Regions from separate parts of the Homo sapiens genome. Here region 2 is linked to region 1. A link is an interaction called in ENCODE POLR2A ChIA-PET data of the cell type or tissue named here. Cell type or tissue: OCI-LY7. All regions are shown on one strand. Links, peaks and the distances in the headings refer to the core of each region. The heading gives the core; the rest is flanking DNA. Region 1 overlaps NCKAP1 (NCK associated protein 1). Region 2 has its middle 34 kb from the start of FRZB.

Region 1 (4,397 bases), core at 143-4,142:
TGTTGAGATAATCATGTGGTTTTTGTCGTTGGTTCTGTTTATATGCTGGATTACATTTATTGATTTGCATATGTTGAACCAGCCTTGCATCCCAGGGATGAAGCCCGGCTTGTGGGAGTCCTTATAGTCATTTGAGAGCTTTCTTGTTATCTGGTGTGACAAGATGTACCAGCCTTTCTAGTAGCTCTGTCTCTTGTGAAGAGTGTTATAGAGATTCAACACTCTGGTCTCTTTAATATTGTTGAAGTTGCAAATGTCCGTAGAAATTTTCATTTTAGGAAGGAACTCCTTTGTCACAATAGAAATGCAATGTAATTTCTTATGCATTTTTTTCCCCAAATACCAATCCCATGGCTTTAGTTACTATCTAGGTATAATGACTAAATAACTTTCCTTGGCCCAGCTCTGTCCAATGGAGATACTATGTAAACCACATATGTAATTTAAAATTTTGTAGTAGCCATACACAAAACTTAGAAAGAAACAGGTAAAGCTAATTTTAAAAACAATGATTCAACCCTATATACCCCAAAATGTTATTATGTCAGCATGTAATCATATGAATGAAATATTGTATAGTTTTTATTATACTAAATCTTTGAAATCTGGTGTTTATCTTATAACACAGCTGAATTTGGACTGGGCACATTTCACATGTGGCTACTGTAATGTACAGTGAAGCTCTCCTTCTACCTAAAATGTTATTTCTTATTTCTCATTTGCCTGCTTTGTTACCTGTCAAGTGAAATCAATTATTTCTGATTTGTACCTGTGTGGTTTTTTTGTTTTAATTATTGGTCTTAACAATGTGTTAGGTAGAAACCTCTGTGTCATACTTGATTCCTGCTTCTCTCACACATCTAAGTTACTGAATCCTTTCAATTTTATCTCAGAAGTCTGTCTCAGATCTGCCCATTAAAATTTTTTTATTACACTTGCCTATTTCATATCCCTTTTTCATGCCTTGTCTGAACTATTTCTAGCAGCTCTGTTACAATTTTCCTTTTTCAGTGTTTTCTTCTGCCAATATCAGAGTTATCCTTAGAAAATTACCTCTTCATGGCCAGGCATGGTGGCTCACGCTTGTAATCCCAGCACTTTGGGAGGCCGAGGCAGGTGGATCTCCTGAGGTCAGGAGTTCGAGACCAGCCTGGCCAACATGGCGAAACCCCATCTCTACTAAAAATATACAAATAAAATTAGCTGGGTGTGGTGGCAGTCGACTGTAGTCCCAGCAGCTCAGGAGGCTGAGGCAGGAGAACCCAGGAGGCAGAGGTTGCAGTGAGCTGAGATTGTGCCATTGCATTCCAGCCTGGGCAACAAGAGTGAAACTCCTTCTCAAAAGAAAAGAAAAGAAAAGAAAATGTCTCCTCATGCTGTGGCTATTTTAAAAAATTGTCGCTGTCTTTTTGCCTGCAGTTTACAATCCAACCTCTAGCTTGGCATTCAAGGCCCTTCCTAATAGTTGAAACCTCTGTACTTTACCTTACACGTTATGCTCCACCACATAGTAGTTCTAACTACAGCTCTGAACCATCATATCTTTACACAGTTTTTTTCCAAAGGCCATTTAATCCTTCCAGTGAAATATTCTTTTTCATTCCTTGCTTGCCTGGTATGTTTTTACTTGTCTTTTTAATAGTAATTTAAATAAGCGTCTATGAATTTACTCTATGACGTGTTTCTTCACACAAGATTTACCCAAGATCTACCCGTTTCTGTTTTCACCAAGCTATGTGCATTACCCAAGCTAGCTAAGTAAGCTCTGTATCTCACTTATATTTCTGTCTTTTAATATTGTTGTGATATTTGCAACACAGCCTGGATTCAGCTACTGTTTGCTTGAATAGTTAGTATGCTTTCAGAGTAATTGGTGTAATGTAAGATTTCATTCTTTTCTAAATTTAGTTGCTACCCAAGCATTGTGCCAAAACTATCAGTCAAGCAGTGAATAAGAAATCAAAAAAGCAGACTGGTAAGAAAGGGGAACCTGAAAGGGAGAAACCAGGTGTTGAGAGCATGAGGAAAAACAGGCTGGTTGTGACCAAGTAAGTATCCACTTATATTATACCTTTTTGCTCCAGGTAAAATATTTATTTCATTTTTTTCTATTGACATTAGTACTGAGGAAATGCTAATAATTGTATATTCTTCATTTTCCAGCCATTTTAAAAAATATTTCTGAGCTTAATTAACCTGTTAGTTGCTTATTTCATCTCAAAATACAGATTTTGGCCTTTAGAAGAAAATATATGTAATAGTTGATATTTGTCTTTTTATACTAAGTACTGAAGGCCAATTATATGTTTAAAAAATTTTGTGTGTTACATTATAAGCAATCTGTAATTTTTAATTTATTTAAAGTTAGATAGTGGAGACTTTATTTTGGCATGTTTTTGATATATTAGAACATACCCAATGTCATTATTATAAAACAGAAATAACAGACCAGGTAGCATTCAGGGATCTTTGCTTGCTTCATTGTTTGGAGGGGAGGTGTAGGTGGGTAATAATTCGGTAAATATTTTTTGTTTAAAGTATAGTTCCTACTTTCTTGCTAAATTGAGCAAGCCATTGCCCTTTTATAGACAACTTTCCTTCTCTCATAACAGAAAGTACTTCAGGAATTGGGCGTGATTATCTTTATGAGTGCAGAATAAGCTCTACCTTTGTATATTAAGTCAGTATATTCATTACTACCTAAAGGTAGAAACAAATGACGCCATCTTTAGAATATTGCTCTTATGTGTTAGTTATAACCTTAAAGATTTTGAACTTTCTCAGTTTAGGAGAATAAAAAGTCGAATTCTCTAAGCATTATCTCCAAATAAGGTTGATATATTTATAAAATTAATTTTGTATTGCCTGTGATGACATGTGAACATTTTAACTGTTTATTAATTTTTTTCAGCCTTGATAAATTGCACACTGCACTTTCTGAGTTATGCTTCTCTATAAATTATGTACCAAACATGGTGGTATGGGAACATACCTTTACCCCACGAGAATATTTGACTTCTCATCTGGAAATACGCTTTACCAAGTAAGAAAGAATATTGACTGTTTTTGTTTGTTGACTCAGTAATGAGTTTGTTATTTAATTATACAGTGTTTTATAAGGAAAAGCATTAGTAGAACTGGATTAGTGTTAAGAATAATGAACCGGGCCGGGCGTGGTGGCTCACGCCTATAATCCCAGCACTTTGGGAGGCCGAGGTGGGCAGATCACGAGGTCAGGAGATCGAGACCATCCTGGCTAACACAGTGAAACCCCGTCTCTACTAAAAATACAAAAAATTAGCTGGGCGTGGTGGTGGGCACCTGTAGTCCCAGCTACTCGGGAGGCTGAGGCAAGATAATGGCGTGAACCCGGGAGACACACTTGCAGTGAGCCAAGATCATGCCACTGCACTCCAGCCTGGGTGACAGAACAAGACTCTGTCTCAAGAATAATGAACTGGGAAATGCAAAGAATAGTGAACTGAAAATTACTGAAGATACCCAGATTCTTTTCTCATACCTATTAGTATTAACTAGTAACACCAGGCAAACCAGTTAATATCTCTGAGTCATAGCTTCCTTATATACAAAGTGAGAATATTGGAGCAAATCAATGTATTTCATCTTGCAGGTGGCAACCCAGTAGGTTCATGAAATCAGTTTATTAGGTTGTAGTCAAAGTTTAGAGAAAAGTGGGAGGGAAAGAAAGGACAAGAGGAAGAAAAAATAGGAAAAAAAACCCAGTACACTGTGTGCATTAAATATATATATTGCTTCGTGAAATGTTTCAGTTACATGTATGCATGTGTATTGACTTGCAGTGTTAAGATGCGTGTCATGCAGTAGGTCACAGTAAAATGTTTGAAGACCTGAGGACTAGATGAACCCTTACATGTTTTCTGAATTCACATGTTGCTGTTAAATAAGCCAATAGAATTCTAGATTCTTGAATTCTCAATTCTAATTAGAATTTCCTGTTATATATGAATATATATTTTATGTATGTATATGAAATAGTGCATTGATAAGTCAGAAACCTTTCAACTTTATATATATTGTTTTAACCTTTTTCTGAAGTTACATCCTTATTTATTAATATTTATTCATGAAAATTTTTATTTATTTGACAATTTTTTTCTTCAAAGCCTTGAAGCAATTTATAAAACAAAATTTTGCCAAAAGGTTTTCAAAGTTTCTGTAGTCATTAACAGGTGGTGTTTGTATTTGCACTATATGCTTAACAATGTGTTAAGTACTCTAGGTAATAATGAGATAAAGATAGAACTGTAGCTGGTGAGATGACTAAAAGAATTAGAGAACAGAATATGACAGTATATAAAGTGGCACTAAGTTGAGTGTTAAATTATCAGTTGACTTGAGAAGAGTCTGGTGATGAA
Region 2 (4,397 bases), core at 284-4,283, 56 kb after region 1:
AAACATAAATTAATTTGTAAAATATAGATGAAATTTTCTGATAATACTCATTGACTTCAAGGAATTTTACTGGTTGCAAAAGCATTCTGGTAACCACAAAACATTGGAAAAAATAGCCTAAAGTTTCTGCCAAGTCTACAATATTCCAGAATTTACTCATCCCCAATTTTTGCTATATTATCATATAATAATGTGGCATAATAAAATTACATATTTGATATTTGACCCCAGTTCCTGACACAGAGCTCCTAAGTCACTTGGAAGTTCCTGGGTGATGGGGAACATCCTTTGTTCTAATGAGGCGAGACTTGGTGGGCTTCTCCTGCATGTTCACCAGAAACACCAAGCCAAGACTAGAAGCTACAAACTTTCAGCCCCGAGCCTCTGGGGAAGGAAGGAGGGCTCCAGATTGAGTTAATAATCAACCATGCCTACATAAGGAAGCCTTCATAAAAGTCCCTAGGCCGGGCGCGGTGGCTCACGCCTATAATCCCGGCACTTTGGGAGGCCAAGGCAGGCGGATCACTTGAGGTCAGGAGTTCGAGACCAGCCTGGCCAACATGGTGAAACCCTATCTCTACTAAAAATACCAAAAATTAGCTGGAAGTAGTGGTGGGCGCCTGTAATCCCAGCTACTCAGGAAGCTGACTCAGGAGAATCGCTTGAACCCGGGAGGCAGAGGTTGCTGTGCGCCGCTGTACTCCAGTCCTGGTGACAGAGTGAGACTCCATCTCAAAAAAAAAAAAAAAAAAGTCCCCAAAGTATGGGGTTTGGAGAGTTTTCAACTCCACAGCCGTGAGCCAGGAGGGCAGTGCACCCCAACTCCACAGGACAGAAGCTTTTAAAGTATCAGGTTTGGAGAGTTTCCAGCTCACATCCATGAGCCAGGAGTGTGGTGCACCCCAACTTCATGGGACAGAAGTTCCTGAGCTTGCATCCCTTCCAAATCTCTTCCTATGTATAATACTTCTCCACCTGGCTGCCCATCTGTATTCTTTATCATATCCTTTACTATGAAATAAGGCAGTAAATGTGTTCCCCTGAGTTCTGTGAGCATACCAGCCTACTGAATAGATTCAGTTCCCAAGAAGAAAAGTCTCAAAAAAAAAAAAAAAAGAAAAAAACAGGGCAGGCAATCTTTGTAAGATAGTATGGAAGGTTTAATTCACTCCAACATAGAAGGGGCAGAAGATGTGATAATGGTCAGATGGAGAGACCGCTGTCTGCCCCAGCTGAGCCCACTGGCAGAGGGCCATTCTGGGAATGCCTCACGAAGGCTCAGTTCTCAGCAACCTGAATGCTGGAGACCTGCTGTTGGAGCAGGTAGTCTGGAAGGCAAGCCAGTGTGTACGCCTGTGTCTGCCTGTGCGAGTGTGTGTGAGTGTGTGTCTATCTGCATACGACGTGCACCTACACAGCAGCAGGAGGCCCTAGGTGTGCTGCAGAGGCAGGGCCTGTGGGGATTGGAGAGGAGGTGATGCTTTCCTTTTTTGTGTCTAGCTGAGCCTTTCCTTTTAGCTATGGATGCACTTGGCATTTTAAATAATCTTGTAGGTATCTTACTCACCTCAGGCCCAAAATAGTTTAGAACATTTTATATGAAAGACAACATTTAGGCTGGGCGTGGTGGCTCACAACTGTAATCCCAGCATTTTGGGAGGCCAAGGTGGGTGAATCGCCTGAAGTCAGGAGTTTGAGACCAGCCTGTCTTGACTAAAACCCCGTCTCTACTAAAAATAAAAAAATTAGCCGGGTATGATGTGGGAGACTAAGGCAGGAGAATGACTTGAATCCAGGAGGCAGAGGTTGCAGTGAGCTGAGATCACACCACTGCACTCCAGCCTGGGTGACAGAGTGAGATGCCGTCTCAAAAAAAAAAAAAAAAAAAAAAAAAAGAAGAAGAAGAAGAGGAAAGATGACATTTATATACTCCTTAGCACTCAAAAACCAACCTTCACCATCTGCAAAACCCATGGCTTCGACAACTACTGTCCTATTCTGACACCTATTCTGATTTTCTTGATGTTGTCTGACTACTAAAATATCCTTGTATTTTACCTTCCTTGAAAGGGAAAACAAAATGACAGGTATTTCTAAATCTAATAATCTGTAACCTGTCAGTATTTGTTGAAGACCAGCATTTCTACCATGTAGTAAGGACAGCTCCATCCCTGCCGCCTAAATCCTATGTTGGCAGAGCTCATCAGCTCAGTTATTTATACTAGAGCTAAGAAAGACTGATTCATTTAGAACTTGTTAGAAAAAAAGTAGATTGAGGGGACAAATTATTAGGTGGTGTTAGTAAGACAGAAGTAGAGTAATAAACAGTACTGAGGAGGAAAGTCAAGGAGAGAAGGTAGAAGGAAGGGAAGAAAGGAAGGAAGAAGAAAAGATAGGGAAAAGGGAAGAAGGGAGAGAGGTGTGCTGTGTGAGAGACTCTAGGCCCTATTAAGGGTTTATTCAATATTCACTGTAGAAGGAGTAAGACCTGGAAATAGGAGATGCATCACATATCCAGTAACTTTCCTTTTTTTGAGACAGTCTCACTCTGTCGCCTGGGCTGGAGTGCAGTGGCGTGATCTCAGCTCACTGCAACCTCCACCTCCTGGGTTCAAGCAATTCCCCTGCCTCAGCCTCCCGAGTAGCTGGGACTACAGGCACCCGCCACCACACCTGGCTAATTTTTTATATTTTAGTAGAGATGGGGTTTCTCCATGTTGGCCAAGATGGTCTCGATCTCCTGACCTCGTGATCTGCCCGCCTTGGCCTCCCAAAGTGCTGGGATTACAGGCGTGAGCCACCACGCCCAGCCATATACAGTAACTTTCTAGTTATGGCATTGATTCATTGCATTCCAAGTGCCACAGCATGATTCTCATGTGTGTTCTGTTCATTGCTATAAACTCAAGGCCTAGAACAGAGTAAATACTTCGTAAATATTTGTTGAACAAACAAATGTATTACTTTCTCAAAGACAGGTCACCTTATCTCTGTTTTCCATGTTTTAAAACAGATGCGTAACTCTCTTCGTCTGTCATGGTAACATGTGACTGAAGGCCCACAGCAAGGGTAGAGCTGACCTGGCTTTTCAGGAATCTTGTACGGGGGAGGGTAGCTGAAGGCACCTGGAGCATGGCTCACAGCTCTGCCTACCCTTTGCAATTCAGGAGAAGCAAAGAGTGGACAGTCTTGGAGTGAGAATTTTCAATGTAGCTGTGCCAATTCCTCCACACACTCTTTGTAGAAACCAGGATGATGATGGTCTCCTTAGTTATGAAGCATACTATTGGTCAGGCTGTCTCATCCAAAGGCAGAAATGGCCTCATTGAGAGTCACCAGAACTATTACTGTCTGGAAAAGATCTGTAGCTAGTTCCCTAGATTTCCAGTGGAAGATGGGCAACTACTAATTACCCATTTCCTTTGATGAGAAAATATAAGTTATGAGCTCATATAAGAATGGGGCAGATGAGGGAAATATTGTGTTGTGTCTGGCTGGAGCAGAGGCCCTATACATTGGATGCCATGAAACCTGGCATGCTTGGACAGGCAGTGTACACCCATGTGACAAAGAGATGCGGTACTTTTTTTTAGGGTGGGAAGAGATCCTTGCCAGGACAAATAATAATAATAATAGCTAACACTTACCGGGCTTTACTATGTGCCAGGCACTGTTCTAGGCGTTTACATGTATTAACACATTTAATCTTCACAACAACCTCGTGGGGTCTAGTAGCTTTATCACTGTCATTTTATAGGGAAGAAAACTGAGACTGAGAAAGGGTAAGACACTTGCTCAGGTCACACACGGAGCTGGTAGCCTTCTCTAACGATGGGGAAGGGAAATGGAACCAATTTAGTGAGTCCCAGCCTCAGACAAAAAAAAAAGAAAGAAAAACGGAGGTCTAAAGTCCTAGCAGGCATCTGCTTCTTCCAAAAGGAGTCAGAAGCTCACCCCTGGGAGTGTGACTTTGAGCAGTTTGCCAACTCTGTTACCTCCCATGTTGTCTATCCTCATCATTCTTCTCAACTTCCCTGTAAAAATTCTCTTTACCACATTTTAAGTGAAAAAAGCTTGGGTGCTTATTTCTGGGGATAGTGAAGAGAATAGAACTTGGGACCAAGAAATAGGTCAGGGATGATGGTTGTGTCCCTAGGGTCCCACAGAGCACAGGTTTGGGTGCACGTGGAAGTCTTGCAGATAAGCAGATAATTCTGGGAAATGCAGACTATTTAAATTGTGGAACAGACCCTAGTCATTACTGAAGGAGGGTGTGGAACATTCTTTTCTGAAGATGTTCAGATTTTGGAAGCTCCTAGGCTACGTTTCCTAGATGTGTGCTTTTATGTTATCACTAAGAAGAAGGTGTGATTTCCTCTCTTGTGGCCACAGCACCT

The links. Peaks named below come from ENCODE experiments on the same cell type or tissue, not always from the same donor. Only the 100,000 strongest peaks of a DNase experiment are listed, where the experiment ranks them.
Region 2: POLR2A ChIA-PET joins it to region 1 with 5 read pairs; 2 of 35 experiments call an interaction of 5 or more read pairs at or near these places.

The regions. Positions count from the first base shown.
Region 1 is chr2:182,955,108-182,959,504 of GRCh38, reverse strand. It overlaps NCKAP1 (NCK associated protein 1), which reads left to right. Exons shown (of 31, transcript NM_013436.5): 19 at 1,909-2,048; 20 at 2,912-3,043. Among named protein-coding and RNA genes, the nearest start is that of NCKAP1, 81 kb to the left of the region's middle. In OCI-LY7, for the core only: no CTCF peak of the experiment used is centred there; a DNase peak (open chromatin) is centred at 1,994; H3K27ac peaks cover 677 bases.
Region 2 is chr2:182,898,909-182,903,305 of GRCh38, reverse strand. No RefSeq gene overlaps it. Among named protein-coding and RNA genes, the nearest start is that of FRZB, 34 kb to the right of the region's middle. In OCI-LY7, for the core only: no CTCF peak of the experiment used is centred there; no DNase peak of the experiment used is centred there.